Linked DNA regions of Homo sapiens: regions 2 and 3 are each linked to region 1. Evidence: read pairs that join two places in POLR2A ChIA-PET (ENCODE). Cell type or tissue: OCI-LY7. All regions are shown on one strand. Links, peaks and the distances in the headings refer to the core of each region. The heading gives the core; the rest is flanking DNA. Region 1 overlaps PALM2AKAP2 (PALM2 and AKAP2 fusion). Region 2 overlaps PALM2AKAP2 (PALM2 and AKAP2 fusion). Region 3 overlaps PALM2AKAP2 (PALM2 and AKAP2 fusion).

What was found. Peaks named below come from ENCODE experiments on the same cell type or tissue, not always from the same donor. Only the 100,000 strongest peaks of a DNase experiment are listed, where the experiment ranks them.
Region 2: POLR2A ChIA-PET joins it to region 1 with 75 read pairs; 4 of 35 experiments call an interaction of 5 or more read pairs at or near these places.
Region 3: POLR2A ChIA-PET joins it to region 1 with 19 read pairs; 4 of 35 experiments call an interaction of 5 or more read pairs at or near these places.

The regions. Positions count from the first base shown.
Region 1 is chr9:110,138,137-110,148,790 of GRCh38, forward strand. PALM2AKAP2 (PALM2 and AKAP2 fusion) reads left to right here. Exons shown (of 11, transcript NM_007203.5): 8 at 1-403. Among named protein-coding and RNA genes, the nearest start is that of C9orf152, 65 kb to the right of the region's middle. RefSeq lists an enhancer at 10,296-10,545. In OCI-LY7, for the core only: CTCF peaks have their summits at 2,378, 4,956 (motif pointing left), 5,160, 5,964 and 1 weaker place; DNase peaks (open chromatin) are centred at 4,955, 5,515, 6,065 and 8,425; H3K4me3 peaks cover 5,382 bases; H3K27ac peaks cover 6,926 bases.
Region 2 is chr9:109,960,705-109,971,358 of GRCh38, forward strand. The region is part of intron 6 of PALM2AKAP2 (PALM2 and AKAP2 fusion); the gene reads left to right. Among named protein-coding and RNA genes, the nearest start is that of PALM2AKAP2, 190 kb to the left of the region's middle. RefSeq lists enhancers at 6,094-6,193, 6,874-6,923, 6,934-7,053, 7,444-7,513. In OCI-LY7, for the core only: CTCF peaks have their summits at 6,445 (motif pointing left), 8,606 and 8,808; DNase peaks (open chromatin) are centred at 2,587, 6,147, 6,497, 8,597 and 1 weaker place; H3K4me3 peaks cover 3,753 bases; H3K27ac peaks cover 5,689 bases.
Region 3 is chr9:109,913,179-109,923,832 of GRCh38, forward strand. It overlaps PALM2AKAP2 (PALM2 and AKAP2 fusion), which reads left to right. Exons shown (of 11, transcript NM_007203.5): 4 at 10,557-10,654. Among named protein-coding and RNA genes, the nearest start is that of PALM2AKAP2, 140 kb to the left of the region's middle. RefSeq lists enhancers at 5,341-5,390, 5,631-5,800, 5,911-5,980. In OCI-LY7, for the core only: no CTCF peak of the experiment used is centred there; DNase peaks (open chromatin) are centred at 1,433, 4,083, 5,323, 5,903 and 2 weaker places; H3K4me3 peaks cover 4,208 bases; H3K27ac peaks cover 7,838 bases.

The DNA of each region.
Region 1 (10,654 bases), core at 1,553-9,552:
CAAGAGAAAAGGGATGTATTACCAAAGATTCTGCCTGCTGAAGACAGGGCGCTCAGGGAAAGGGGGCCCCCCCAGCCACTGCCAGCTGTGCAGCCCAGTGGCCCGATTAACATGGAGGAGACCAGGCCCGAAGGAAGCTATTTCAGCAAGTACTCGGAGGCAGCTGAGCTGAGAAGCACAGCCTCCCTCCTGGCCACTCAAGAATCTGACGTGATGGTTGGGCCTTTCAAGCTGAGGTCCAGGAAACAGCGGACTTTGTCCATGATTGAGGAAGAGATCCGAGCAGCTCAGGAAAGGGAAGAGGAGCTGAAGAGGCAGAGACAAGTCTTGCAGAGTACGCAGAGCCCCAGGACAAAGAATGCCCCATCACTGCCCTCCAGAACATGCTACAAAACTGCTCCAGGTAAGTGAGGTGCCTCACATGAGAGACAGATGCCACAGCAGTCTGTTGTTGTTGATTCCAGCTCATGGGTTTCTATGTGGAGCCTCCTCTGTGTGTGTCTGGAATAAGTGTTGGGGGGACACTGGCATGAGAATTCCAGCATACAGGGACATGCAACAAAAGTGTCAAGAGTGTCCTCTAGAAGAACCCTGAGCTTGCATGGAGTTTGCCACTTTCCAGAGGATGCAATAGCTCCTTCTTTGTTGTTCTGCTTTGGCCTTGGTTTATTATAAAGAATTGTTCTCTTTTACTTGAAAGCCTGCCTCTTGTCTGAAGGAGAGGCTGTTTGTGGCATAGAACCAGAGTGGACCCATGTGTGGACTATGTTGGAATCAGTAGCTTGACCCTCAGTATCTAGTTAAACCCATCTGATTTGGGAGTTGTCCTCTACTAACTAACCCCTTCTGAATGCTGGTTTCCTTCCCAGCAATGATAGTCATGGCATGGCATTGCAGACTGGTCCATGCAAAATGCTTTTGTTCATCTTCCGTGTAACTGGGTTTTTCTTCTTAAGTCACCACAAAGCAACTACTTTGGAATCAGGAGTGGACGCATCTGTTCTTGTCATGTGACCCATTTGGAAAAGTTGAATTACTCTTCACAAAGGCAGGTCTTTAATCCCTTCATATTGCCTGGGTGGTCCCTTTTTTGAATACTTTGTATAGATGGTTGATGTTAATTAGAGTGCTAATTATTATTGCTACCATATGGATAACAGTGTGACCAGTTGTTTTTATTTTCCATGTGAATGTGATAGCAATCAGGGATCCACAGATCTTCAGCTATGGAAAACGCTGCTCAAAGCGTGGTCCAAGCTAGTCCAGGAATCATTTGCTACTGGTTCATTCTAAGTTCAGACATCGAGAGTAAGCATTTGAAAACTCCTATTGCAATGTGATATTGTCCTGAAATCCAAGCGTGGGATTTTTGTATTTTACAAAACTATTGCTTCATAATGGACTGGTGGGGAAAAACTGATGCTTCACCAGAGAAAATTTAAGAATCGTTACCCTAAAGGATAATTGTTGACACTTATCTTGGTCCATCCATATCTTAATCTTATCTTGACACTTGGCTTCCATCAAACCTACAATGACTCAAGGTCACTCTTCTCATTAACTTTTTAAAATTGGAAAGAATCTCCAACCTAAAGAAAAGTTCCCAAGTACAGTACAAATGTCTTTCTGTTTTGAATCATTTGAGAGTAAATTGCCAACATGATGCCCCATCACCCCCAATTTTGTAGACTGCTCCCTAATGTGGGTCTCTGATGTTTTCATATGATGATTTTCAGGTTGTGCATCTTTGGTAGGAATACCACCAAATTGATGCTGTGTTCTCACTGTATCCAAACAGGTAGCACGTGGTATTAGTTTGTCCCATTATGGTGACAGGTGTCAACTCTGATCACTTAATATTGATTATGATCACTCCATTGAGGGAGTGTCTGCCAGCCTTCTGCACAGTAGTTACTTTTTTCTTTTGTAATTAATATACATTTTGTAGGGCAATACTGTGGTATTCTGCAATTTTCACCCCATTTCTTATCAAACTTCATTTATTTATGTCGGTATGATCTCATGGATTCCTGTGATATTCAATGGATTCCTGTGATATTCAATGGATTATAATCCATTTCTTTTATTATTTTTATCCGCAACTTGTTCAGTTACAGCTCACGGGAGCCCTTTCTGGCTAACTTGTATGTCCTTTGGAGATGTCCCCGTTTTCCTTTGAATGCTTCCTCAATTTCTGGCATCGCAAGATATTCCAGTTTCATCTTATACTTTCCCAACCCTGAAATCGGTCGTCTCTCTGAAGAGCACTAGTTTCTGATGATGGAGAATGGTATTTAGAAACAAAGATCTGAGTGCTAGCTGTGCTCATTGTTATTGCATTGTCACTAGCCCCAGGCACTCTCAGTGGACAGAATTAGAAATTACACACATCTCTCTTGAAAACCATGAGTTTGCCCTGATGCTTTTTAATTCTTATTTAATAAAAAGTTCATTCATACTTTCTCCCTTTCCATATTTGTGACCACCTTCTTGACAAAAGATACTTAGTTTTTATTATCTGTAATATGTTTATTATTTAACTAGCCCTCCTTCCCCCACACTCCAGTATAACCAGTCTCCTGTTTTCCTCACCAAACTTGGGCTCCGACATCATTTTCCAGGTGGCCACTGCCACGACCCTTCACCAACACCCTCCTTACCCTCCCTGGGCTCCAACACTACAGCAGGTACCATCTTATTCAGCCTGGCCTAGTGACTTTTGGACTGAGTTGTTTGGGAAGGAAAGGAAAGGGAGGAAGAAGAGGAAGAGTGCAGTGACTTTCTTAATATATGCCATCAAATTGGTGATAAAGTTTCAACAAATGAATAATGGGGGGGCGGGCACAAACATTCAGACCGTAGCATGAGTATTTTCAGGCTTCTCTGTCTCTATCTCTTAATCGAACCCCTCACCATATTACCTCCAACTTTATTTCTAGCACATAAACAACTGTCTAATATAAAGACATTTCAATGCTTTCTCCTGATTCCCCCACCGGCTGTTGTCCATCAGGCTTCCCCACCAGGACCGAGGTTGCCTTAAACAAGTCAGCATCCTAAGGCTTGCCACTGGCATCCCAGCAACCCAGTATCAATCTCCCCAGTACTTCCCTCTATGCTAATGCTGATCTCTTCTCCCATATCCCACCCCCATAGGATTGATTTCTGGTCCCTACAAGGGGATGGTAATTCATCCGTGCAAGTCTGTTCCAATCTTGATGTCGTATTGAGTACAATCATGATAATGATATGCATACATGTCATTCCTTCATGTTTATCTCTAGAACATTTAAAGCAGGCACCCGGGCTTCCCAGAATTACAACATGAGTTGAAAGAAACGGAATGTAAAATACAATTTTCTTCCTGTTCATGCCTGGAAATCTTTGGAGTATTGCTTGGCTGGCCAACCTCCAAGTTCATGATCGGGGAGAAGGCTGACACGTGACTCTGAGCAGCCAAACTAGACAATTCATGGCTAGGGTCAGAACTCCTGGCTTCAGTGGTTTTGTGAATGGAGGTGTTACCAAGTTCCTGCGGCACATTTCATATTTCATGCCAGAAGAAGTGACTCCACTAGTTTGTTGTGTGACTCAGATTGATGATTGGATACTAGGTGATGAAAAATATAATTTTTAACTTCTCTGGTAGAAATCATGCTGGTGGCATGCTGGAATCCTAAAACCTTAAAGCAAATAAAATCCACTGAGAGCCAAGATGTGGTAAGGAAGGAGAAATCTTCTAATTCTTTCCATACAAAAGTTATCTAGACAGAAACCCCATCCCCCTGGTGTGGAAATGCTATTTGTTTTTGCTTTTAGTGCTTTTGCTTTTAAAAGATGGACAATGAATGATAGAAGTTCTGTTTTGAAAAGGATATAGTCATTGTTAATGACCGGGTATCTAGAAATTATCTTGTTGGTTCTTATTTTACTTTTTTTTTTTTTTTTTTTTTGAGGCAGAGTCTTGCTCTGTCTCCCAGGCTGGAGTGCAATGGGGCAAACTCGGCTCACTGCAACCTCCACCTCCCAGGTTCAAGTGATTCTCCTGCCTCAGCCTCCTGAATAGCTGGGATTACAGGTGTCCATCACCATGCCCAGCTAAATTTTTTGTTTGTTTGTTTTTTGTATTTTTAGTAGAGACAGAGTTTCATCATGTTGGCCAGGCTGGTCTCCAACTCCTGATCCGCCTCAGGTGATCCGCCCGCCTTGGCCTCCCAAAGTGCTAGGATTACAGGCATGAGCCACTGCACCTGGCCCTTATTTGACTTTTAAAGGAAGAAGCTCCACTTAAATAGAATTTGAGTGACATTTGTTTATACAGAGGTGAATAAAAATGTATAGTCCCTGCTCTCAGGGAACTTAATGGTTCAGTAAGAGAAACAACATTAAACAAATGAGGCAATTTTATGACAGAGAAGCACAGAGACCTGTAGGAGCACAAACAAGGAAGACCATATCATTTGGAGGATAAAGAAAGTCTTCCTTCCTTAGGAAATTACTGTCTAAGCTGAGAACTGAAGGGGTAAAGTTGGGCTCAGGGTGTAGGGGAGAAGGAAGGGCACCTAAGAGAGGCTCAAAAGGAATAGAGAACTTGGCACATTTGAGATATTTAAGAGTAAGTTAATGGAAGAGATTTAAAACAAAACAGAAATAGATTTGGAGCCAGACAACCAAGAGCTCTATCAATCATGTTAAGGGTTGTAGACTTTAGAGTTTACCCTATGGTCAGTGAGAAGCCAGTGAGAGTTTTTAAAGGAGTAATTATCTGAACACAACCCCAAGCTGTCCTGCCTTCACTGTGAGTTGATGGACTAAATGTCTTCCTATTGTAATGCATCCATTTCATAGGCTTGGATTGAGCTCTTCCTGCTTATGAGCACTTCCGAAGGCAGGCGCCATCTTGGTGAACACCCTGTATGTTATGTGAGGGGCCATGCTCCCAATAGTGTGTGCATGTGTGCCCTCTGCTGATGGCACTTAGAATTAGAGACTAAAAGGAAGAAGGCCAGGGGTGGTGGTGCATGCCTGTAATCCCAGCACTTTTGGAGGTGGAGGCAAGAGGATTGCTTAAGTTTGAGACAAGCCTGGGCAACATAGCAAGTCCCCATCTCTTAAAAAAAAAAAAAAAAAGAAAAATTACCTGAGTGTGGTGACACATGCCTGTTGTCCCAGCTACTTGGGAAGCTGAGGCAAGAAGTTTGCTTGAGCCCAGGTGTTCAAGGCTGCAGTGAGCTGTGATCGAACCATTGTACTCCAGGCTGGGCAGCAAAGTGCCAAAAAAAAAAAAAAAAAAAAAGGAGAGAGAGAGAATAAAGGAAGCACCTTTGCAGGTACATGAGCCTGATTTGAAGGGGTAACTCACACAGTGCTGTAAAACACCCTTGAGGAAAGAATTAGGGGGTGGGATATCCAAACATTGTATTGAAGTTGCAGTTCAAGACCTTTTCAAATGTCTTTTCATATTGGGGTTGCCAACAGTTCTCACTTTAGTATCTGTGTCTATTATTAGATATCCTGGTTTCACTTCCAAGTTCTAAGTATGCCAGAGAAACCCAGTTAGGTGATGATTTGTTTGGTTTTTTGAGAGTTTCTGTTTTCATGCCAGATGTTGAATTTATTTACCAAGTCAGATCATTCACCCCGTGAGACCTACATTATGGAGAGTGGCAAAAGAGAAGGTGTAGTTTGCTATTAAGTTCCATAACTTGGGGTATCTGTTCATGTCTTCTAATTTGTGGAAAGATGTGATAGTTATAAATGTTACTTTTGTAAGCTGTACAGGAAGTGTTGACTTCTGCTGCTGTCTGTTTAGATAAGATTAGACATGAGGTGATCATTACATTATTATAAAGATTCTTAACTGGGTCTCTGTTCTTTCCCCTTCATTATCTGCAAATATCACAAAGGAAAGTCTTAGGAAAAATATGTTTGCGACTGTCCACACATTCTTCATGAAGCAGAGCTTGGTGGAGTGTGCCATGCTAAATTAGAGCCACATGAGGCACAGTTTCATTTGAGGTGCCCTCATTGCTCCATGGGGGAAGTCCCTGTGTCAGCATCTGACAGAAGGATTGATGATGAGAGAGCTCTCCATCAGTAGTACACAGTGCCTCTCTTTCCTGCAAGGCAGGCACCAACTGTGCAGCTTGTAGGAGCCCTTCTGGCTGTGTGAAGCTAGCTAAAGCTTATTGTGGAGTGTCCACAGATGGTTATTGTCCACCACCATATTTCTAGAACATTCTCTGGTTACAAAAGTCTAATCATGGTAGTTACAATTTATCAAGGCCTTAAAGCTGCATATAATACTAGTTATTTCACACTTGTCATTTCTTATTTTCTCACTGAATCCTCCCAACAGCCCTCTAAGATACAAATTACCTCAACTCTTGAGGCCGGATATATTTCTAGATTCAGACTTTTTCTGATTTTAGAGAATTTATAAAGTATATACTATTATTTAGAAAAGTAATACAATGAACATACTATTATTTAACACAACTGGCAGGTTCTGGGTCAACACCCTGTGATCAAATTAAATTTCTACTCTAAAACTTGAGAAGAAGAATTAGTTACATTAAGTGGGTAAAGACTAGGAGACCTTCATGTCAGCTCATGTCAGGTTTTGCTGCCAAATAAGTTATGAAAAATCTTTCTTTTCAGAGTTTTTTGGATTTGGGAATTATATATGAAGAGTTGTGGACCTGTAATAATATTCTTTTTCAAAGAATTACTACTAGAGCCCAGAGAGATTAAGTTGCCCAAGGTCACTCAGCTTGAAAATGGGAGAGCCTGGTTTCAAACTCAGGCTCTCATTTGTCTCCAAAATCCATCTTCTTTCCCCTACCTTCTCCTTCCCATTTGTTGAGCCTGCTCTATGAGGTATACAGTAATAGCTTCTCTCTCCAACCTGTAGCTCAGGTTCCCTCTACCCTTTCCCAATCTTATGCCCAACCCCTGCATTTTCCTGGGTCCTTCTTGATCCTCCTTTTAGGAGCCACTGTGGCTCTGCAATCCTTCTTTTGCGGTGGCCTGGGTGTATAAATTTGACTCTCAGGGGCCATGAAACAGTGCTTCCCTAGTGACCCAGGATGATTCCTTTCTGCTTTCAGAACTCAATTCCAATGCCCCAAATTACAGTAGGCAAAAGCACTCGGGCTGTCCAAAGATCTGAGCGGATAGCCAAGGGACTAACTTAGTCCACATCAGCCATCTAGCCTAGCTGCTCTTGTGAGTTCTTTTTGAAAGTTATTTCCCAGGAAGAAGCTCTGCCATTTACTCCAGAAACAGGTTCATTCCTTGAAAACTTCGAAAGAACTGGGTACTCAAGCAAGGAAGAAATTTTTAAATTTGAGGATGAGCAGGGATAAGTGTTCATTATTCTGTTAACTAAACATGAACATTTTTGGTGTACTAGGGTCAAAGTCAACTAAGTTAGTTGACTGGTGATCATTGAGCACCATGACTACGTACTGTTCTCCTTGCCTTTTAAAAATTGATCTTTCTGCCTTGGCCCAGACTTCCCTGTGTTCTCTTTATCTAAATCCAGCAAGTATGTTTTCTTGAAAAATGCATGCCATTTGGAAAGGAATTGGTAAGAAAAGACTATGTTGAAGCTATGTTTGGCAAGGGGTGAAGGTGTGCAATGAAATCAGGACTTTTCAAAGTATAGAATTCCACATTCTCTTTAGATATTACCCTTAAAGGCTTGGAAAAGACAACTGCCATGGTTAAACCTGCCTGTCAGCCTCACTCTTCTTTTTTTTTTTTTTTTTTTTTTTTTGAGATGGAGTCTCGTTCTGTCGCCCAGTCTGGAGTGCAGTGGCGCTATCTCGGCTCACTGCAAGCTCTGCCTCCCAGGTTCACGCCATTCTCCTGCCTCAGCCTCCCGAGTAGCTGGGACTACAGGTGCCCACCACCGCGTCCAGCTAATTTTTTGTATTTTTAGTAGAGATGGGGTTTCACCGTGTTAGCCAGGATGGTCTCAATCTCCTGACCTTGTTATCCACCTGCCTCGGCCTCCCAAAGTGCTGGGATTTGGGATTACAGGCGTGAGCCACCGCGTGCAGCCCAGCCTCACTCTTGAGATCCTATGGGCCCAGAAGTCTTTATTCTGTGACAAGCCTGCAGTTACAGCTTCTGGGCAGCAGAACTTTGGAAAAAGCAGAACGTTCCCCACCAGCTGAATTCCCTGGTACAAGCAGGTTCTGCTGTTCCTGCTGATTGTGCTGGGTCTTCAGATAGATCCGTGTGTCTGGGTTGGCTCCTGCTGGTGCTGGGCCACCATGTGATGTCCTCATTGCCTACTTCTGCATGGCCTCTCCATGCTGCAAGTTAGTTAGGGGAGCATCTTATGAGGAATCAGACTCAGCCATGCACAAAAACAGATGCATAGTTTTCAGGTGACAGAGAGGAGGTGAATCAAAGAACCTAATTCTTGCAAGTTCCTTGGTAAGAAATAGGAACTAATCAAAACCAGGCTTGGGAGCAGGATGTCCTCTGTGACTGCTGGGGTTCAGGGCAGAATATGACTGTGTCTTTTACCAGCCATAGTTACTTGCTGTGTACTTCCCTAAGGAGACTGGCATTTCAGATCTATTTGATCTTTGTGTGCTACATACTTATGGGGTGGAAGGCTAGGAGGTGAGGTGGGGCAGGGAGAGAGTGTATGGGGCAGACAATTAGAGCACCAAAGAATATATGTGTAGTTCTTGTAACGAGATTTTCTTTCTCATGGCCTTGAAGGTAAACTTAAAAGGGTTCCCAAAATGTGTGTGTATCTAACTCACAAGTATTACCAGTCTCTCTTTTATTTCCCATTACTCAAGTATAAATCTATGTGCGAGGTGGCTCATGCCTGTAATCCCAGCACTTTGGGAGGCTGAGGTCAGCAGATCACTTGAGGTCAGGAGTTCGAGACCAGCCTGGTCAACACAGTGAAACCCCATGTCTACCAAAAATATAAAAATGAGCCAGGCGTGGTGTCACATGCCTGTAATCCCAGCTACTCGGGAGGCTGAGGCAGGAGAATCGCCTGAACCTGGGAGGCGGAGGTTGTAGTGAGCTACAATCCCTACTGCACTCCAACCTGGGCAACAAAGCAAGACTCTGTCTCAAAAAAAAAAAAAAAAAAATTATGTGTGATGGTCAGGGAGAATATATGCTAAAATATGACAGTCACTTCTCTGGATTCATATCTCAAGCTTCATTCCTGACTACCACTTGCTAGCTTTGTGACCAACTTACTTCACCTCTGTAAACCTCAGTAAAATAGGAATAAAGTTATACCAACCTCATAAAAATGTTGAGACAGGGCCTGGTACATAAAAAGCTCCCAGTAAGAGTTATTATTGTTGTTGTCATTACAACATTACAACATTACAGTTGCTCTTTTGTTTTAAGAAAAAGCTTAGAGGCTGATCGCTTGAGACCAGAAGTTCAAGACCAACCTGGGCAATATAGTGAGACCCTGTTTCTACGGGGGGAAAAAATAGCTGAATTTAGTGGTGTGTACCTTTAGTCCTAGCTACTCAGGAGGCGAGGTGGGAGGATTGCTTGAGCTTGAGTTCAACGCTGCTGTGAGCTATGGTCATGCCGCTGAACTCCAGTCTGAGTGACAAAGCAAGACCCTGTCTCTAAAAAGAAAGAAAAGGCCAGAAAGCCTTAGTAGAATTATTTGTGAGTTGCTCTTTTGCAGCAGTTGTGAGCCTGAAATAAATAACCGAACACACATGATAAAATTGCTTTCTATTCCTAGCTGGGATTTTTTTCAGTTACTTCCTTAGAATTAACATTTCTCTTAGAAACTTGAGGTCAGGAATAATGAGTTTTCAGTAGTCCACTATGATTCGAAAAACTAAAGAGTAAAAAGTCCATCATTAAATGTACTGAGTGAATAAAATTACATGTATTACCATAAAAATGTTTTCCTTCTGGGGGGAGGTAATCTTCACACAGCCAAGCCCACCATGCTAGTAGAAATGTATTTGAAGAGAGGATCTTGGTGGAGAATTACTATTCACCATAATTTTCATTCTTACTGTTTTAATTAACTTTTTTCCTTTTTGGCCTTAAACTCTGCTTGCCCTGTAAGAGCAGAGTTCTTTCTTTCCTTCTAGAGTTTTCATCATCTTCCAGTTGTGTTCATAGGTATAAACCCAATATCAGCAACTCATCCAACAACTTGACTTACCTTTAAGCAATAATATTTGACAGTTTCTCAGACTTGTTTGCCAAGCAGTGGTATTTCTCATTTCTGAGCTAAGTTTATAATCTGAAGATTCATATCATCACATTCTCCCACCCCTGGGGCCTTCAAAGGAGGAGATGAAAGAAGAAGGGACCAGCTCTTGGTGTGCGGGTCACAGCTGGAACCGCACAAGTCCGTGCACTCTGGGGCTGACAAGCAGGATGTTCCCTTGTACTGAGAGGAAACGAAATTGAAAATGCAAGTCTGAGCTCATTTCTTTCTGGTGACTTGTGGGTCGCTTCAGATGTTTGCAACCTTATCCCAATGCTGTGTGAAGAAAGGAGGTCATTGAAGGAGGCCCTGGCTTAGGCATGTCCTCTGGTGAGTGATTTTGTTCGGTTCAGTTTGGTTTTTAAATACGAGTGGGTGAAGGCTTTTTCTTTTATTTTGAGAAATGTGGAAACAAAG
Region 2 (10,654 bases), core at 1,747-9,746, 180 kb before region 1:
AAGGAAATTGTAGTTTTATTTTCTCCCGTATGTCAGAAGAGAACAGATTGGTATGGTGTGCAGGTAGCCATGGGTCTTCTCTTACCAGGCCAGAGGAGAGGCTGAACTTCCCTCAGCAGTTCCCAAGCAAGTTTAGCAGCAGAATCATAGACAAATTGTCTTCCTATGCCTTGCAGTGTGGGTGCTTGTTTACTATTTGAGGGAAAAGTGTTTAGGCAAACAGGTATCCTGAGGGTGACCAGCTGTGCAAGGATTAGGCTACTGAAGCACACCAGTTCTGGCTGGTGGGAATGGAACTGGAGCTCCCCAGCAGGGCTGCCAAGTATGATTGTTCAGGTTGCATACTGCACAATCCTGGAAGGCTCCATTCACATCAAGTACAATGTGAATGGTGCTCTTGGAGTTGTTCAGTGCATAACATGCATACTACACCTGCTCAGGCAAAAGCAACCTATCCGTTCTTTGGAACATATAGCTAAAATTCAACCAGAAACTTACTTTATAATCATAGCATTGCACATATATTAAACTTGCTGTAGCCTGTCAAGTTGCAGGAATCAGTTTATACCCTGAAGACTATGGACTTGACTTCTAGGAACCGGTAATGAAGACATACTTCCAGGGACCAGGCATATTCTTCCTTGATTTTCTCCAGTGAAGTTTAGCATGGTATAAACACATGGTATGGGGTAGATATTTCATGATGTTGTAGCTGGGATCATGGAGCAGAATGAAAGGGCAGAACCAGTTGCTCTTTTCTCAGGGGCGGCATTGCCCAAGCATGAATTGTTATTGAGTGGCCACTTAGAAGAAAGATTTCTCTGACTGGGGTGACCATATGTCCCAGTTTGCACATGTTTTACCAGCCTAATTTTCAGTAATGTTCAGTTGGGATGATGAACCATATGGTCGTGTGACCTCTGGCATGGAGATGGGCATCTCTGCTTTGTCAACTACTCCACATCTGCAACCAGCCTTTCCTTTTATTGATGCCTTGGCAATTCTCCATGATACAGACACAATGCTGAGGGCACGGCAAGACTCCTGTACGCAAACTGTTCTGAAGGATCAGAGTGTTGTAGGGTGACAGTCAGCCTCATCCACATCAAAGCATTTCCTTTTTTTCTTCACCATTTTTGATCAGTTTCATATTCCTGTGGGTACTAATGAAAAGGAACAGCAGAACCACTATCAAGTCCAGTACTTACTAGGCAGATAGAGACCCACTGGCTTCTGGCCTGTGCCACTTGCTGCTGCCCACACTCATCAGTGGAGGAGAATTCCCTACTAAGTTTTCAGTAGTTATAATTGCCACCAACATTGCATGGGAGAGAGGAGCATGACTTGAAGTCGTTTGCAAATGTATGTTCATCCAACAACAGCCAAGAAGCATACCCGAGACTGTGCAGGTGCTGCCCAAGTCCTGAACACATTACTGCACAGTTGCTCAGAGTTCTGGTTCGACTGCTACCTCTTGTACCCCAGTTTCTTCATGTGTAGAATGGCAAAGAGGGTTAAATCTCTTACAAAGTGTTTTGGACACTGCCTGGTAAATACTGGCAGAACTAAAATATAGCTATTAGTAAGAATAGTATCAGCAGCTTTGAGAGCCAGGGAACAACCCCTAAGAATGGTATGAAGTAGGGATCAGCAACTATGGCCTTTGGAGCAAATGTGGTCCTCTGCCTGTTTTGTAAATAAAGTTTTATTGGAACAGAATTATGTCCACTTATTTAAGTATTGTTTATGGATGCCTTATTGAGTAGTTGGGAAAAAAATCATATGGCCCATAAACCTAAAATATTTATTGTCTGGTACTTTACCAAAAAAGTTTACTGGCCCCCAATTAAAGCATAAGTAAGATACTCAAAATCTCATTCCTATTCCTATTCCACTAGCAGTTACTGAGCACTGATTAAATGCCCTGAACTGTGCCAATTTTTTTTTTTTTTTTGTAAGACAGAGTCTTACTCTGTCACCCAGGCTGGAGTGCAGTGGCACGATCTCGGCTCACTGCAACCTCCGCCTCCCGGGTTCAAGCGATTCTCCTGCCTCAGCCTCCTGAGTAGTTGGGATTACAGGTGCATGCGACCAAGCCTGGCCAACTTTTGTATTTTTAGTAGAGATGAGATTTTTGCCATGTTGGCCAGGCTGGTCTCAAACTCCTGACCTCAGGTGATGCACCCACCTCGGCCTCCCAACAAATGTTTTAACATAGATTATCTTATTTAACTTTCATGAGAAGTAGCTCTTCAAGGTTAATGGAAATATCCCATTTTATATGTGAGGTTCAGAGCACTTGTGCTTGTGTACAATTGCAGAGCTAGGATTCATACTCTGGTCTGGAACTTTAGGAGTTATGAGGACAGACATCCTGGAGGAGTTCGGTTTGCACTTGTTCTTGAAGAATGAGTATGGTTTTCAGTAAGCAAGGAGAAGACCCAGGGGAGGGTATTGCAGAAAGAAGGAATTGACTGAGCAAAGGGCCTGAAATAGGAAGCTTGGGCTGGTTGTCTGATTTGTTTAGCCTGAAGGGACTGAAGGAGACAAGGTGAAAGAAGTGGCTGTATGCCAGGATGTAGAGAGACAGGTACTTCCTCGAGGAAGCAGCTATAAACTGAAAGTTCAAGGTCAAGCCCATAGACATATTGTGTTTGGCCTTTACTGTATTGATTCACACAAGGATGTTTGCTTTGGTTTTCACTTGAATTTATAACCAGCCCATCCTACATTTCATCTTCTCTTAAAAGACTGCAAGATCTAGCCAGACTCAGCCACATTTCCAGGAGGTGGGAACTAGCTAGAGTTGAGTTTAGCTGCCCTCTTTAGATGCAGCATCTGCTTTCCTATGGGCCTTTACTCATCTTAGACTCAAGCAAGCACAGCCCCCATACTGGGCCCTGGGCTTTATAGGGCCTTGCTCTAGTCACACTCTTTTCTAAGGGGTGAGGAGTCTTTGGGCCAAGGTGACTTGCCTGCTCCCTACCCCTGTCCCCTGACTGTGCTTCACCTCCCAAGACTCTGAATTGTCTCCTGAACGGTCCCAGCTCACATCCAGAACTCACATGGGCCTCTTCTCTGCATCTGTCTTCCCAAGGATGGGCCACTCTGAAGGGTGTACCAAAGGGAAGCAGTTTGCCTTGAAGGTAGCGTATGTGTGGATGGACCTTTGAGGTGCAGGCTAGGGTGTCCACCATGGGTGTGCAAGGCCTCTAGAGGTGCAGGACAGAGCAGAGGGTACAAAGAGTAGGGAAGAAGGTAACAGGCCACAGAATCTCGCTCTGCACCACCAAATCTCAATATGGGACACGCAGGAATCCAAGAACTCACAATTTGAACTTGGCCTTCTCAGTCAGTATGAAGTATATTTGCCAACTTAGTAAGAGAGAACATAAAATATTTAATAATTTTGAATTTGATTTCAGATATTGAGATATACTGTATGTCAGCATCTATTTGTGCACTTGCTCCAAGCCCCAGAAATGTTCGGCATAGGCCTGGCTGCAGCCCTACCAGTTCCCATTGTCTTACACCAGAGCTGTGTCTCTCATGGACATGACCTGTCTGGTGCTTACAGGAATGAGAGGTTTTGGCCCTAGCTAAATTGGTTTAGTGGTGAAGAAGATTGAAGGTTTTTGATCAGGGCAGATTGTGCCAAATGGGCTACTGCAGGCAGAGGCAGAGGCAGGAAGGCCAGTGAGGGAGCTATTGCAGGAGACCAGCTGGGAGGTCAGAGATTTGAACCAGTAGGAGCGAGAGAAGAAGGGACAGATGCAAGATTAATTATGTCTTTTCCTTCCACAATGATCTTTAGGTTAAGGTCGCCAACTTAACCCAATTTAGCCTGTGACTTTCTTGGTTTTTGCTCTGCAAGCTTCTGTCCCAGGAAACCCCACAGTACTGGTCACACTGGGGAGGCTGGCTTGCCTGCCTACCACCTAAATATCAGCCACCATCATATTGAGCTCTTACTATACCTCAGCTGGGAACTTGAGCTCAAGGCTTTGGACTTGAGTATAACTTTGCTCCTGGAAGCAAACTGTCTGGCTATTTCTATTCCTTGACCCTAAATCAAAAAATGGCAAATAACTCTCAGGCCATGGAGCTTCCCTTGGGTGTTACAGTTACAGATTTTCAAGTCAAGGATATGTTCAGGACCTAATTAGCTCATCCAGACACTTAGAATCTAGATTCATGCTGGAAGGGAAGAAAATGTCTCCCTCCTCACCTTTGCTGGACACAAGGATGTGTCATCTTTCATCTGTTTCTTGCCATTGTCATTACCATCAACATTGACAGAGATAACACATAGAACCTTGAATTATGGAATCCTTATTAAGTTAGATACTCATCTCTTCTAGAAAATAAAATGTTTATTAGTAAAAGCAGAATCCTCAGGAAAACAGTATTTATAAGCCCTAGACACATGGCCCTGGAAAAGTCACTTAACTTCTCTGAACCTCTTTTTCCTATGAAGTGGGACTAATAATCCCTACGATAGATTTGTATGGAGAATAAAGTTTAAAATGCCTCATGCACAAAAGAATTGAGAGCAAGGACTCGAACAGATATTTGTATACCAATGCTCACAGCAGCATTATTTCCAATAGCCAAAAGACGGAAAAAACCCCAAGTGTCCATCCACAGATGAATGGATAAACAAAATGTGATATATCCCTACAATGGAATATTATTCAGCCATAAAAGGAATGAAATTTTGATATATGTCACAACATGGATGGACCATGAAACATAGTGCTAAGTTAAACAAGCCAGAGAGAAAAGGACAAATATTGTATTATTCCACTTACATGAGATATCTAGACTAGTCAAATTCGTAGTGACAGAAAGGTTACCAGAGGACCTGGGGGAGAGAAGAAAGGAGAGTTATTGTTTAATGGGTACAGAATTTCAGTTTGGGATGATGAAAAAGTTCTGGAAATGGCTGGCGGTGATGGTTGCACAACAGTGTGAATGTACTTAATGCTATCGAACTGTAAACTTAAAGTGGTAAATGGTATTATGTATGTTTTACCACAATAAAAAAATAAATGCCTCGTGCAGTACCTGGCCATTGAAGATACTCAGGGGGAAAAAAAAGAGCTAAAAAGAGATATTAAGATGTTTCTAAGTGTTACTGAGTTCAGAAGTGGGAGTTCATACTTTAAACTAAAAGTAGTCAACGAAGGATTTGCCAAGGAGGTGGGATTTGAGATGGAGTTTGTAGGACCAGGCAAGGGAAAAGGCAACCCAGCCAGGAGGAAATGTGTAAGCAAACCATGAAGCTCCTGTGTGTGGTGATGGGGACCCGGTGATGATGTTGTGATCTGTTTTGTTTTTTGTTGGAGACTAGATTTGGGATGGGGTTTCAAGGGACTTGGAGTCCAAGTTGACCTGTTTAGGTGCCAGGCAGAGCAGAGGCACTAAAACTATCTGGGCAGGGAGGATGAAAAGATCAGTGTCGGCAGAAAGATCAATCTGGGGCATCGTAGAAAATGGATTGAATGGTGCCATACCAGAGGTTCAAGGCAGCCAGGGCAGTGTTGCACAAGTCCTAGACTAAACTAGGATGGTGGCTGTGCAAAAGAAAAGGGAGAGATGGAGACTAATTTCAGAAGAGCCTTGATAGACTTAAGATATCAAGGAAGAGGTGGCAAAGTGTTAAATGTTTAGCAGAATAGCTCAACCCTGGAGCCAGGTACCCTGCATTTAGTACTGCTAATGTTCTAATACCAGTACTGCTGCTTATGAGCTTGTGTGACCTTGAGTGAATGACTTAATCTTTCTGTCCTGTTTCTTCCTCTATCACATAACAATGAATGACAAAGTAGTGCCTCTCTCACAAGGCTGTCATGAAGGTTAAAGGAGTCAATATTTGTAAAGATCTTACAATAGTATTCAGCACAGAATATATGCTTGCTATTTTTTATCTTTTAAATCTGGATGGTTGGTACGTTGGTGTCTGTTACGTTATTTTTTGGTGTTTGAATATTTTAAAGCATGACCTTAAAATAATGTACTTTCAAAACAGTCTTGCTAAGCAGTGCTTCTTAAAGCTTAACATGCATGTGAAATGTTTGGCAGTCTTGTGAAAATGCAGGTTCTGGTTCAGTAGGTCTCAGGCGGTACTCAATGGTCTGTGTTTGTAGCAAGCTCCCAGGTGGTCTGGTGCCGCGGGTCTGCCGGCCACTCCTTGAGTAGCAAAGTTGTTAAGGAACGGAGTTCCATCACGGTGTTTCTAGGATTGTTCTGGTTGTCTTTTGCCACATAACAAATCATCCAAACCTAGAAGCTAAAACGAAAATGATTTATGTTCTATGCTGTTGTTGTTATTATTATCTCTTGCAGTTCAGCTATGTAGTTCTTGGGATCTGTCACAAGCTGGTGGTTAGATGTAGCTGGGGCAAGAGTCAAGAGTCATCCTGAAGGCTTCCTCCCCCTCGTGTCCGGTGGTAGATGCTGGCTGGCTGTTGGGACCTCAGCTGGGGCTGTCAGCGAGAACATCTCCCCAGGGCATCTCCATGTGGCAAGGGGCTCTTCACAGCTCAGCAGCTGTATCTCAAGACAGAGAACCAGGCAGAAGATGTATTACCTTTTCTTGCCCAGCCTCCAAGTCTCACAGCATCGCTTCTGCCACCTTCTATGTATTAGAAGCAAGGCACTAAGGCCAGCCCATATGCAAGGGTAGCGCAGTGAGACTCCGTGTCTTTTTTTTTTTTTTTTGAGACAGAGTTTCATTCTGTTGCCCAGGCTAGAGTGCAGTGGCACGATCTTGGCTCACTGCAACCTCCACTTGCTGGGTTCAAGTGATTCTTGTGCCTCAGACTCCCGAGTAGCTGTGACTACAGGCAGGCGCCACCACACCCAGCTAATTTTTGTATTTTTAGTGGAGATGGGATTTCACCATATTGGCCACGCTGGTCTCAAACTCCTGAATTCAGGTGATCTGCCCGCCTTGGCCTCCCAAAGTGTTGGGGTTACAGGCGTGAGCCACCGCACTTGGCTGAGACTCCATGTCTTGAAGGGAGAAGTGTCAAAGAATTTTTAGACATGTCTCAAAACCACCACAATGGCCTGCTTAAGGAAGCTCTGGGAGGAACAGAAAGTGGTGGATGAGTCAACCAGGGAAAGTTGACTTTGTTGTGTTTAAATTTGTGGGTTTGGGGTACCATGAAGACCACTTGAAGTTATTCTCCAACAGGCAGGATGGTGTGTGAGTATCTGAGTATCTATCTCTCACACCAGATCATAAGCTTCTTGAAAGCAAGGACTTGGTCTTTTTCTCTGCAATAGTTCTGGTGTCTACCACAGTGCTTGGCACACAAAAGTGACCCAAACAATGTTTGTTTGATGAGGGAATGAATAAATGAATGAATGAATGAATGGTAAAGGATTTAGGACTGAGGCTGTGTGGTCTGAAGAAGAAAGGATACTGGAATTCTGGAAATCTCTCCCAGAACAGTCCTCTCTGGCACTTCTCCCAGGGAGAGGGACTCCTGCATTTGCTCAGAGGCCACCATGGCCCTGGGGGTCTGGCCTGCCTGCTTTGCAACTTGAGGCCCTCGCGTACCCCATAGGCTGTGGAAGGCCTGGATCTGCTGGGAAACCTCCTTCTTCCACTAAATGGAAACTGGAATTCCAGGAGAAAGCAAAAATCAACAAGAGCTATTTTGATTATAATGATATCTCATTTCTAAGCAGCTCTCTCTATTTCCTGTTTATAGCCCAAACTGAGAGCAGAAGCGACTAGATCTCTCAGTGAAAGGTTTTCTCCGAAGACGTCTAGCTATATCATCAACAGGAAACAGTACTCTCCCAAGACAAAAGTCCCTGTCTCTGGCCACTCTGTTGGGTTTCATTGCACCCTACAAAGGGAGGTGGGAAACCTGGGTTTCTGAAAGAGGCCCTGATTTTGTGTTAGCCTTCAGCATCTACCACTTGTACCCAGCTCCCAGTCCCCCAAATTTCTGGGGACTCCATGTGAAATCAATGCACAGGAATTGTGGGGGGAAGCCCTAAGGAGTCCAGCCGCGATTTTCAGCGCGATTTTCAGGGCAGCTACATTTCACTTCAAAACTCCCAGTAAGTCTGCCACTAAGACCCCTGGAAAGGCTGGCTATGTCAGCCCTCTGTCTTCATTAGAAGAATCTCAGGATTTCTTCCAGTGACAGAACATGATCCTCAGATTCCAGGGAGTGACCCCAGACCCAGTTCCTCTCCGGGCTATAAAACTGTGGAGTGTGACACAGACAGAGAGACTGTGGTAATTTAGAGACTAAGAAAAAAACTGACTAGAAAGCAACTGAACAGAACAGCTGCAGGAATGTAAAATGCAAGACCCTCTGATCTGACAGTCTTTTCCTGCACCTCTACAAATGTGCGTGCACACACACACACACACACACACACGACTCCCAGAAAGGACCCTCTGAAGACAGGACATTTCAGCTGACATCTGAAAGATGAGGAAGGCAGCCATGCCAAGAGTATTCCAGAAAGAAGGAACAGGGTTTGCAAAAGCTCAGCAGCTCCACAGCTGCTGGTCTGGGCCAAATAGGACAGACAGCCTGTGGCTCTCCCCACACCTTGTGCTTCCTCACTCAGCCACTGTGAGTCTCCTCTCGCCTGAAACAGTCTCCCGCTCTGTCCTAACCTTCCAGCATCTTTCTCATTCACTCTGTCTCCTGAATATCACCCACAAAGGGTAGCAGTATCAGTCTTGGTCCACACACTTATGCAAGAAGTGCCACTTTGTTTTCTTTAAATCAAGTGATATCAGACTCTGTACCCCAAGGCTGCTGGTCTGGCAGGCAGTTCAAACTCAGTCGTTCACGGGGCTCTCTCCCACCCAAGGTCATGCAAAGGTGACATGCTCATCTTGGGGAAGGCCCATCATCACTGGTTCTCACTGGATTTATCCTTGGGTGTGCATTGTCCTGGTTTTCAGAGCCCCTTCAGGGCTGAAGTCTGTGTGGCTTCTGAGCCAAGCTTGGAGACAGGAGCCTTGGCAGAGGCTGGGAGCCTGGAATCAGCATCCAGCTTCCCTGCTTACACCACAGTGTAGCACTCCCACATCCTCACCCCACCCCACCCCAAGTGCAGCCTACAGCCCCTCCCCTCTACTGCTTCTGGGAGAAAGTGCACCCCTCCCCGAACCCCACCAGGATGCCTAGCTTCATCTCTTTAGTGAACTTTTGGCTTTTGCAAAAGACCTGAAGGCCCATTGACCAAAAGTAGCCTCTGCCCAGGCAAGGGAGCACAAAACCCACTCATCTTCTAGAAATGGACTGGAGAGTGCAACACAGGAAGTGCCCACACAGATGTTTCCTAGACCTTGCCTTTAGGGTCCCTCTGTTCTCAGGGATGCAGTCTATCCAGCCCTGGGAACTTGAACTCCCTGAGAACAATGTCCCTCTCTATCTATGGTAAAGGATTAGGTTTTGTTTTTTTTCTTTTAAGCTTCCAGTTCATCTCAGAACAGTACTTTTGTAAAGTACAATGAAAGTGAATGATGAGAAAAGTAAAATTTTTGAAAGACACACAGAATACAGGTACTGATTTTTTATTATTAGATTCAATAAATTGTTATTAAGGGTTCTAAACATATTCTTTCCATTTCTGCACTCACTTGGTCACCGATCAGTAACCAACTGTGGAGGGACACGGATTGGTGGGCCACTCACTTTGAGGAGCGCTGCCTTAGAGCACTCAGGAGGGAGCAGTGAGTCCTTCTTCACCTCTAGAAATGTGGAGCTTAGTGAACTGTAGAATCTTCAAGGGGTTAGGGTAGAAGCTGGAAACAAGGACAGCCTTTACCTAGTGAGCCAAGAAACTAAAATCCAGCCTCCTCTTACAACTACTTACAATGCAAAAAGAATTACAGTGTAGGACTATGGAGCCTGCCTCTGGGGCAGGCTGCCTGGTGATACATTCAGCACTGCCACTTACTGCCTTGACCCAGGATGAGTTAATAGCTCACAGCCTCAGTTTACTCATCTGTCCAATTAGGATAGTAGTACTATCTCATAGGGTTTTTGTAAAGACTGAAGTTAATAAGTGCATAATCACATAGAGTTGCTCTTGGAAAATAGTAAGTGCCTGTGAATATTAAAAATTTCCTGGCCAGGTGCCGGGGCTCATGCCTGTAATCCCAGCACTTTGGGAGGCCAAGGCAGAAGAATTACTTGAGCCTAGGAGTTTTGAGACCAGCCTGGGCAACATAGGGAGACCCTGTGTCTACAAAAAAAATTTAAAAAATTATCTGGGCATGGTGGCATACACCTGTAGTCCCAGCTACTCAGGTGGATGAGGTGGGAGGATTGCTCAAGCCCAGGAGGCCGATCACACCACTACACTGCAGCCTGGGCAACAGAGCAAGACCCTGTCTCAAATAAAATAAAATAAAAGTTTCCTTAGAAAGAAAGCTTCAGGAGGTTAGGGATCTTTATTTCCTGATGTTTCCCAAATGCCTAGAACCATGCCTGGCACATAGCAGTGCTCAGTAAATATCAGTGAATGAATCCATCTCCTTATCCAATGCTGAACTTCAGGCTTCCATGTTTATCCCACTCTTAGTCCCTTTTTTTTTTTTTTTTTTTTTTTTTTTTTTTACAGAGAAAAGGGGTCTGTTTGCTCTTTGTGTTCTTTGTGTTCA
Region 3 (10,654 bases), core at 1,049-9,048, 230 kb before region 1:
CTCTTCCCACCACATAACTGAAACTTCAAGGTCATGGGTGAGCTCTATGTTGTTAAGTCTTATTTATAGGAGCGATCAGCTCGCTGCACTGCAAGGCTGGAAAGGTGTTTAAAATGTATACTTAGGCATGTCTTGGCTCTTTCTGATATAATTCAGCTGGCAAAGGCTCTGGCAGGAAGCCAGACGGACACAAATAGCGCACCAAAGAGATGCTAAGACATGGGTGATTATAATTGTGCAAGGAGTAGAAACTTCTCTGCTGAGACTTTGGATGTGGCAGAGATTTGGGGAGTAGAAGGGGGGCAAAGCACAGTTCCAGCCAACCCCATTTACAGGCGTTGATTAGCAGTAATGAATTCACAACCTTGCAATTGCTCATTTTTTTTTCTTCTGCTGCTGAGTCATGGATAAGACTCTAAGCTCTGATTAGCTGTGATCCCTAATTCTCAGCACAATTCTAAGAGCATTCCTTCAAATTCAACAATATGTGGTAAGTGTCTTGTATTAATTAGGATTCCATGTGGATGCAAGGAACAGAGACCCACAATAACAGTGGCTTAAACAAGATGCTTATTTCTTTTTTTTTTTTTTTTTTTGAGACGGAGTCTGGCTCTGTTGCCCAGGCTGGAGTGCAGTGGCGCAATCTCGGCTCACTGCAAGCTCCGCCTCCTGGGTTCATGCCATTCTCCTGCCTCAGCCTCCCGAGTTGCTGGGACTACAGGCGCCCGCCACTACGCCCAGCTAATTTTTTGTATTTTTAGTAGAGATGGGGTTTCACCATGTTAGCCAGGATGGTCTTGATCTCCTGACCTCGTGATCCACCCACCTCGGCCTCCCAAAATGCTGGGATTACAGGCGTGAACCACCGCGCCCGGCCAAGATGCTTATTTCTCCCTTCAATAAAAATCCACAGGTCTGCAGTTATGTAAACATCCACAGGCATGCAGTTAAGAGCTGTTTGGTGGCTGTGCCCTGTGAATTCCTTAGGGACCCAGACCTGTTCCACTTTAACCCTAAAGACTGATCCTTGTCAACAGTGACCAAGATGGCAGTTTGTGCCTCAGCTGCATACATGTGCATTTCAGGCAAAGGATGAAGAAAGAACTGGAGAAGAAAGGGCTAAAGAAGATTCTAGGAGCTGACATATAGCACTTTCACTTACATGCCTTTGGCCAGAGCATGTGGCTACAAAGGATGCTGAGAGATGTGGCCTTTACTCTGTGTGGCCATATGCCCAGCTCAGCCACAGGAATGACATTGCTTTGAGAGAAGGGGAGGATGGAAATTGAGCAACTTAGCAGTCCCCTTTCCACTTTTACTTGTGCTGAATTCATAAACATGTGGGCAGCTTTCCTCTCCTCTGAGCAGCAAACACTTCTTCTGAGGTTCTTGTTTTGGCAGGTTGGCCAGACAGGCACCCCACTTGACTGCTCAACTATGAAACTGCAGTTCCAGAGAAGAGAACAGGTCTGAATTAAGCACCTTAAGCCAGTTGGTCAGCATCTCCTTTTATTCGGAGAGTAGTTACTGAGATTCAAACCCATGTCAACTGAGTAGCAATGTGTTTGGCTATAGGGTAGGGCGTAACCCTAGTCTATGTCTCTCAATAGTGAGTTATTTCATAAAGGCTCAGCCCATCGTCAGGAATATGCTGGTCTTGCGTAAGCCTTTTTCAGAAGTGTTCATAGGGTCCTGAGAATTTTGTGAGCACTTCTTTACTGCTTCTCTTGCCTCCTCTTTTAGTTGGTGCTGAGTTCACTGCATGAAGGGTCCCAGGAGTCCTCTTTCCCCTTGGTTTTTCTACTCCTTTCCTTTTCTGCTCTTTCTACCACCTCCTACTGCTGGACCTCTTTGTATCTGTACTCCACCATGGAAAATAAGTTTTGTTTGCCCCAGATCTTCCCATTTCCCAGAGTGGAGCCTTTATAATTCATGATGTTTACTAAACTTGATCTCTGCCCTTTCAAGGGATGGAACTCAGATAATGAAAGATATAGGGAGGGATACATTGCTTAAATCTGTGAGTGGGCATTACGATGGGCCTAAGTGTCCCAAGAGGGATTGGCTTGCCATGGGAGGTGGTGAGCTCCCCATGTGTGGAGAAGTTCAAGAAGGTGTGAAATAATCGTTGGGTGGAGGACAGTTCAAGGACTTCATGTTTCTGGAGAGCAATTAAGTTCAATGGCTTCTACTCCCAGTCTGACCTGTGCTTCTGTGAGCTTGAAAAATATATATTGTGTTGCAATGTGCATTCTTTAGGGAATGAAGGTAAAAGGGCAAGTGGTCATGGGAGGATGTCAAGGATAGGGGCAAAGGGTACTGGTTCCCCAGCCAGACCACCAGGGTCCAAATTCTGGCTGCACATCATCTCTGCAACCCTGGACAAGTCAGTGCTCTTTCTGTGTATCCATCCATCTGTGTCATGGGAGTTGCAGATTTTTTTACTTCATGGGATATTGTGAAGATTAAGTATTATAATGTACGTAAAACACTCATAACAGTTCCAAGCACACAGTAAGCACTCAATAATCCTAATCCTTATGATTATTATTGTTACATATATTACTGTATCTAGCAAAAACAATATTAGAATTGTTAGTATTATAATAATTATTATCATCATTGATGGGGAAGGAAAAATGAAGCCCACCTGAGTTCACAGACAAGACCCTCTCCAAACAGTAAAACAATTAAAAACCAAGTTGTATTTGTCTGTGCTCCTTTGGATTCAACTGACCAACACCCAGGCAAAGGGAAAATATATTGGCTTGCTTTTTTTTTTTGAGATGGAATCTTGCACTGTCGCCCAGGCTAGAGTGAAATGGCATGATCTCGGCTCACTGCAACCTCTGCCTCCCAGGTTCAAGCGATTCTCCTGCCTCAGCCTCCCATGTAGCTGGGATTATAGGCACCTGCCACCATGCCCAGCTAATTTTTGTATTTTTAGTAGAGACGGAGTTTCACCACATTGGACAGGCTGGTCTGAAACTCCTGACCTCAAGTGATCCACCCACCTTGGCCTCCCAATGTATTGGCTTTTGTAAGTAAGAAGGGCAAAGGAGTAGCTGAGGATCTGGGAAGCAGGAACTGGAGATTGAATGGCACGGGTCCCCAGCAGCCAGCATGCTCTGTCTTCCCTTCTCTTTGTTTGGGCCTTGCAGGAAGGTAGGCTCTCAGCAGAGCCTTGAAGGCCAGGTATTTGAGAGCCAGGCAAGTGAAGCAGAAGGAGAGCATGAGTGAGCCATTGGGAGTGGGGACGGAAACGGCGAGAACCTATCCAAGGCACCGTGCTGAGCTATGAAGCTGGAGGGCAGCGCAGGCTGTGACCCAAAAAGGCCACACAAGGCCACATGCTCCTGAGTGACAGGAGGGACATGTGATATGCTGGGCCTTGGCCCATGCTGTCTCCTCTGCCTGGCTCATTTTCTCCTCTTTTCTACCTGGTGAATGCATCCTTCAAGGCCCAGTTAATTCATCATCTACTTTGTCGAGTTTTTCTCACCACCTGTATCAGTTGAGAATTGCATTCAGCTATGATCACAACAGAGGCTTAAGCCCATAACAAGCAATCTGGAGCCAGGCATTCCAGAAGTGGTGTACTCTTTCCATCGTGCCCTCTGGGACCCAGGCAATGTCTCTCTTTCTGCACACTCAGACATACTATTGCCCCTGTGGACATAGGATTACTGCTCTGCCTATAGCATCATATCCCTTGCAGTAGGTAGAATAATGGACCCCCAGAGATGTCCACAGGCTAAGCCTCAGAACCTGTGAATATGGTAGGTTCCATGGCAAAGAGGAATTAAAATTACAGATGGAATTAGAGTTTCCAAACAGCTGACTTTAAAATAGGGAGATCAGTATCCTGGATTATCTGGGTACACTTTGTATAACCACAAGATCCTTAAATGTGGAAGAGGGAGGCAGAAATCAGAAGGAGGGGTGGCTGCAGGGAAGGTCAGAGAGATGCAACAGTGCTGGTTTTGAAGATGGAGGAAGGGACCCACAAGGCACGGAACGTGGGTGACCTCAGGGAGCTGAAAAGGGCAAGGAAATGGATTCTCCCCTAGAGCCTGCAGAAGGGAACACAACGCTGCCAGCACCTTGATTCTAGCCTGGCAAACCCCGTGTCAGACTTCTGACATACAGAAATATAAGATAATAAATGTAGATTGTTGTAAGCCACTAAGTTTGTTGTAGTTGTTATAGCAGGAATTGGAAACGAATGCGTCTCTTTAGCACCAGGTCCCTGTACCTGGCAGGAAGGAAGGAAAGGCAAATGTCACTTAAGCCAACGCTCCTTTCCTTTTTTTTTTTTTTTTTTTTTTGAGACAGGGTCTCACTCTGTCACCCAGACTGGAGTACAGTGTTGTGATCATCACTCACTGCAGTCTTGAACTCCTGGGCTCAAGTGATCTTCCCACCTTAGCCTCCAGAGTAGCTAGAACTAAGGGTATATGTCACCATGCCCAGCTAACTTTTTATTATTTGTAGAGGTGGGGGTCTTGTCTTGCCACGTTGCTCAGGCTGGTCTCATCCTCCTGGGCTCAAGCAATCCTCCAGCCTCAGTCTCCCAAAGTGCTGGGATTACAGGCATGAGCCACCGCACCCAGCCCTCCTTTCCCTTTTAGGGAGTTGTGTGGAAGTCCCTTCGGATCATTTTTACTTACATCTCATTGGCCAGAGCTGTCCCATGGCCAGCTTTATCTTCAGTGGAAGCTAGGATACATAATTTTTTTCAGGTGGGCATGTTGCCATCCCCAACCAAATAAGGATTCTGTTAGTTTGGAAGAGGGGGAGAATAGATATTGAGAAGACCACTCAGCGTCCCCACCACACACTCCCAGGCAGAACCAACTATTCTACAGCATGTTGTTCTTTCCTCTATTATTGCTATTTTTGGTTTGTATTGTAATTTATGTGTTCACATGGCTGTTTGCATTACTTGACCAAGAAGTCTCATGAGCAGACACTGTGTCTGATTTATTTCTCCATCCCCAGTGCTCAGCATAGTGCCTGATACAGAGAAGGTGTTTGCATGAAGTTAGATGGATGAATGTCTAAATAAACTTTGAAATAAGAGCATGATCGATGCACTTCCCAGAGCGAGAGTTCCTTTCTGTTTTCTTGTGAGGATGATCTATTGGGGTTAGGTACATTTTATAAGACCATTTGGCCATGATTGCAACCTCATCTCCAGTAAATTAAACCTACACAGCTGCAGTGTGTCACCTTTCCTTATGGCTTATTACAGTTTGCTTTTTGCTCAGAAGGAACTGAGCAAGCAGGTTAGAGGCTGTTATGTGCACCTGCCACAGCCTACGGATCCTCAATTAACCTTGCGTGTAAATTACACTTCCTGCCCATTCTTTATTTTTAGCACAGCAACATCTACTTGGCTCTTCCAGAGAAGACTGCATTAGATTTCAGTCATGAAACTACAAAACAGTGGCGTCTGCAGCCTGGCTGGGATGACTGTTGTTAACCCCATGACACTCTGTTCCTTGCGAAGCTGCTTTGCCCCAGGACTCAGGTTTTCCTGAGAAAGAGAGCAGCCTGGACTGACCACACCCTCAGAGCCTGGCCCAAGGCCACATGTGAACTTATAGAAAAATCTGCTATTGGATCTGACATAAACTCTCCATTTCCTTCATTCATTGCATTTGGGTTGAAACTCAGTTGTTGTTATCACAAAGGTTTCATTTCGTTCCTTTTTTTTCTCTCCCTCTCTCTTCGTTCCTTCTCAGTTACACAGTATCATGACCCAAATCTTTAGCACCTGAACCATATAGCGCAGAGCCTTGAAACCCATAGGGCCAGGGCACCCCGTGGAGACAGGCCAGCCAGTGGGCATCAGGTCGCAGAGAATTCTTAACCACTTAAGGTTGCTTCACTGGAAGAAGTGAGTTACTGAGAGACAGCCATTTTCGGTTTTAGTCAGCCATTTTTATCACGATCTTGTTTGTTTTAGAATCCCCTGTAGTGCCTAGCTCGGAGTCCAACCAAACAAGCTCCATAAATGTTGATTTTGAATTTAAATAGATGTTGGGGTGCTCCCATTTCCCCTTCACTAGACACATGGGAAGCTGAGGCCCTGGCCCCTCTTTCATGCCACAGCCTGGGAGATGCTGCCTTCTCAGCAGAAAGCCTCAGGAGGTATTTTGAAAAGGGAATTTGTTGTTTTCATTCTGGTTAGATAAGTTACAAACTAATTTTTTAAACTGGGAAAATATTGAAAATTGTTTTTTAAAAATGAAATCACCTTTAATTCCATTACTCAGAGACAACTATCACTGACATTTTTCTGTTTTTTCAGTCTTAATTCTCATGAAGGTGTGCCCTGTTTCCCTCCAGATTTCTCAGAGGATTCAGGATTAGGGAAGGGAGGAGAGGGTGCCTTATGTTCTTTCTAATCGTTTAGCTTTGGGTATTATTGGGATATATATAAATACATTAACACACATATAAATATATGTGTATATATATTATATAACTGGCATATACATTATTGGGATATATATTAGTAGGATGTATATATATATATGTGTGTATACATATGTGTGTGTGTGTGTGTGTGTGTGTGTGTGTATATATGTAAAATGTATACACACTTCTATTTGACCTGTACCAGTTCATTATTACCACAATAATGCTAACTAACACGCCCTCAAATTCAGTGGCTTAAACCCAAAGTCATTTATTCTTGCCCACACTTCTGTGAGTAGGCTGGGTATTTGCTGATCTAGGCTGGGCTTAGCTGAGTGGCTCTAATTTCAGGTGCTTCTGAACTATATAGCTGAGAGCCCTGAAACCCATAGGGCCAGGGCACACTGTGCCTATCTATGGGTTTGCCTCAGGTCTATTCCATGTGTGTTCTTTCTGTGGTCCAGGCTGAAGGGGCAGCAGCTGCCCAGATAAGTTATTGTCTTGGCATTGGAAGGGGTGCAAGAGGACAAGCTCAACTGGGCAAGCACTTTTCAAGCCTCTGCTTGTGTCTTATCTGCTCACATCCTATTGGCTAAAGCAGGTCACATGGCTGCGGCCAGTGCCAAGGGACTGGGAAGTGTAACCCATCTACCATAAGCCTAGAGCAAATCACATGGTCAAGATTGACATCAGTGGCTTGGGGAAGCATGTACTCTTCCCATGGAAGTAAGGGAGGAAGGAAGGGAATATTTTTGAGAATAATGTAATCTTTTTTTTTTTTTTTTGAGATGGAGTCACACTCTGTTGCCCAGGCTGAAGTGCAGTGGTGCAATCTGGGCTCGCTGCAGCCTTGCAGCCTCTGTCTCCTGGGTTCAAGCGGTTCTCCTGCCTCAGCCTCTAGAGTAGTTGGGATTACAGGTGTGCACCACCATGCCCAGCTAATTTTTGTATTTTTAGTAGAGACGGGCTTTCACCATGTTGATCAGGCCAGTCCCAAACTCCTAACCTCAGGTATACGCCTGCCTCGGCCTCCCAAAGTGCTGAGATTACAGGCATGAGTCATCGCAACCGGCCCAAGAATAATATAATCTACTGCACACCCTAAATATCTGCTAAAGTACTCTGTACTTTGAGATTTAAATCAAATCTGCTCAGGCCAGGTGTGGTGGCTCATGCCTGTAATCACACCTCAAATAAATAAATAAATAAATAAATAAAACCTGCTCAGAGCCCACCTGGTTGGTAGTATCATCCAGTCTACACAGGGAACCTCTAGTCCAGAGCTCCTCTACTCATTGAATTAATTCAGTTTCTGGATAATGTGACTGTCTCGTGTGTTGTTCCTATTTCACACTCATGTCTCTTTACTTACTCCCCCCAAAATAATTTACACAGATGTGTGTAGAAGATTTTGCTGAACATCTGGACCAGCAAAGAAGTTTTACATCTTTATGTTCGTATCTCTAGATTGGCCAGCCCCCTCTCCATAAATTCTCTTTGCGTCTCGCCCACACACAGCCTCTCAAGTTAAAGCTTGCTGAAGAATTCACTCTTGTCTCCAAAATTCTGAAAGTCTTATCTTGGCTGGGCCACACCTTTGCGCAACTTAGCTCAGCTTTTTAAATTCATTCAATGTAGGTGTATTGAGCATTTGTGCCCTCTGTCTGAGGAATTTATAATCTAGTAGGGGAAATTAATAATGTATGTTACTATTTGGGGCCAGAAAATTCTTTGCTGTAGGGTGCCATCCGGTGCACTGTGGGATGTTTACCAGCATCCCTGGCCTCTACCCACTATGTGCCAGTAACACCAGTCCCACCCCCTTGAGCTTTGGACAACCAAAATATCTCTAGACATTGCTGAATATCCCCTGAGGGACAAGATCACCTCAGTTGAGAGCCACTGCTCTAATATATGGTAGACTTGATAAGACTTCTGATAAAACAAAATAATGTGCTAAGAAATGTTCAGAGGGAAGCGATGTTATTTCCTGGCAGTGAAATCTGTGAACACCTCATGACAGGTGGCATCTGAGCTGAGACTTCAAGAATGGTTGGGAGTTTGAGTTGAGTTTCCTAGAGGAGGAAAAGACATGGGGTACATGTGGGCAAATAAGAGTGGCTCTATTTGACTAATGCATGAAGTGAAATAGGCATGTTGTTAGAGTGGAGCTGATAGGTACTGGGAGGCTAGATACCATGGGGACTTATAAGCTGTAGGACTTCTACTTTTACCCTGAGTGAAATGACAAATATTTCAGAGCTGTGTTCATTTGGAGGAGGTTAATTTGGATATAGGGCTTGCCTTCATAACCCAAAGTAATTGCTGCAAAGATTATCCCTCCAGAGGTCACTTTTCTGACACCCAGGAAGGAAACAGAAAGGCCATCTGAGGGGCACAGTATGTCGCTAAATAAATTCATGCCTGGATCTTGGTGTTCCTTACCTTTCAGAAAACCCCACTCTGAACTCCTTATTTTAGGTCTAAGTCTAATGGCCAGTTCCCGAGAGCAGATTAAAAGATGGAAAAAGAGGGCCAGGCACGGTGGCTCACGCCTGTAGTCTCAGCACTTTGGGAGCCTGAGGCAGGAGGATTGCTTAAGCCCAGGAGTTCAAGACCCACGCAGGCAACATAGTAAGACCTCACCTCTACAAAAAAAAATTAAAAATTAGCTGGGCATGGTGGTGTGTGCCTTTAGTCCCAGCTCCTTGGGAAGCTGAGGTGGGAGGATTGCTTGAGCCCAAGAGGTAGAGGCTGCAGTGAGCTATGATCGTACCACTACACTCCAGCCTGGGTGACAGAGTGAGACTCTATCTCAAAAAAAAAAAAAAAAAAAAAAAAAAAAAAAAAAAAGATGGAAAAGGAGGAAGGCAAGGGAGGGGACTTATATAGGCAGACACAGACTCAGCAGCAAAGCTTCCAGCACAACAGAGGGGAAAGAGACCAAAAGAAAAAATGAATGAATGAGTGATTGAATGAATGAACCAATGAATAAATTCAGATCAAATAATTCAAGAGGCACAGCAATCTAGAGTTTTAGCAAGAGAACATTTATCCCTTCATTCTTCCTGAAGACATTGCTGCATATCAGTGCCATCCTACTCTGCCAATATATGTAATGTTTAACAAGGTGGGGGATGTGGAGAACACTTTAGATCCCATGTGGTAAGAGTTGCTCAATGGTTAGGAACAGGGTCTAGAGTCAGAGCACCTGGCTTGAATCCTTGCTTCAAGGCTCTGTGGCACTAAAGCCTGCTTTACTAGGTTACTTCACCTTGCCAAGCCCTACTGATCTCATCGGTAAAATGGGGATTCCCTACTCACAGGGTCATTGGGAAGTTTGGATAAAATAATCCACATGAATTCTTAGCTCAGTTCCTGGCACAGAATAAGTGCTCAGTAAATACTGGTGGTAATTATTATCATTTCACTGAAAGAATATGGCTGTTGAGACTTTCCCCAAATCATAGCTGCAGCTGCTATTCTGGAATATTTCCAGAGTCTCCTGGCAGTGCTGAAATTTCCCTTTTATAAAATACATAGGATGGCTGTGAAAATTGAGGAAAGTTCCAAAAGGCAGGGGCAGTTGCATCTGTCTTCTTCATTTCCCTTCTTTTTGGCAGTAGAATCCAGACCACAGAGGGAGAGGACACCAGGCTCCCAAGGGTACTGGCCACCAGCTATTTCTTGGCAACATACTTCCTTTGAGCAAGAATGGCCCTTTACTTTTTGACCAACCTGAGAGAGCACTTACTCTGAGCCGGTCAGGAGAATATGAAGCTATTTTCCTTCTGATGTTATGTCCTATGCTATGTAAATATAATCTCCCTCCAAATAAGAAAGGTGCACATGCATGGTGTTGGCAGGGAAACATCGAAACATATTGCATAGTGGTGGCTGTGAACCAGTGGAGGCAGTGCTGTGTTGATTTCCCTTGACCAATGTCTGCCCAGTGGCAGAGCTGGAAACACAAGATGCTGTGTAATGTAAAACCTTGGCCTGGCTCCTCAGCGTAATGTAAAACAAAGGCTGCCAGGAAGGTACAAATCGCCCAACAGGAAGGAGCTGCTCTCTTGCCCGTGGATGGCAGGACAATAAAGTAACTTGTCCTTTGTTTGTGTGTTTTCCAGGCTGGAGCAAGAAATACAAACGCTAGAAAGTGAAGAGTCCCAGATATCTGCCAAAGAGCAAATCATCCTAGAGAAACTGAAGGAAACAGAAAAATCCT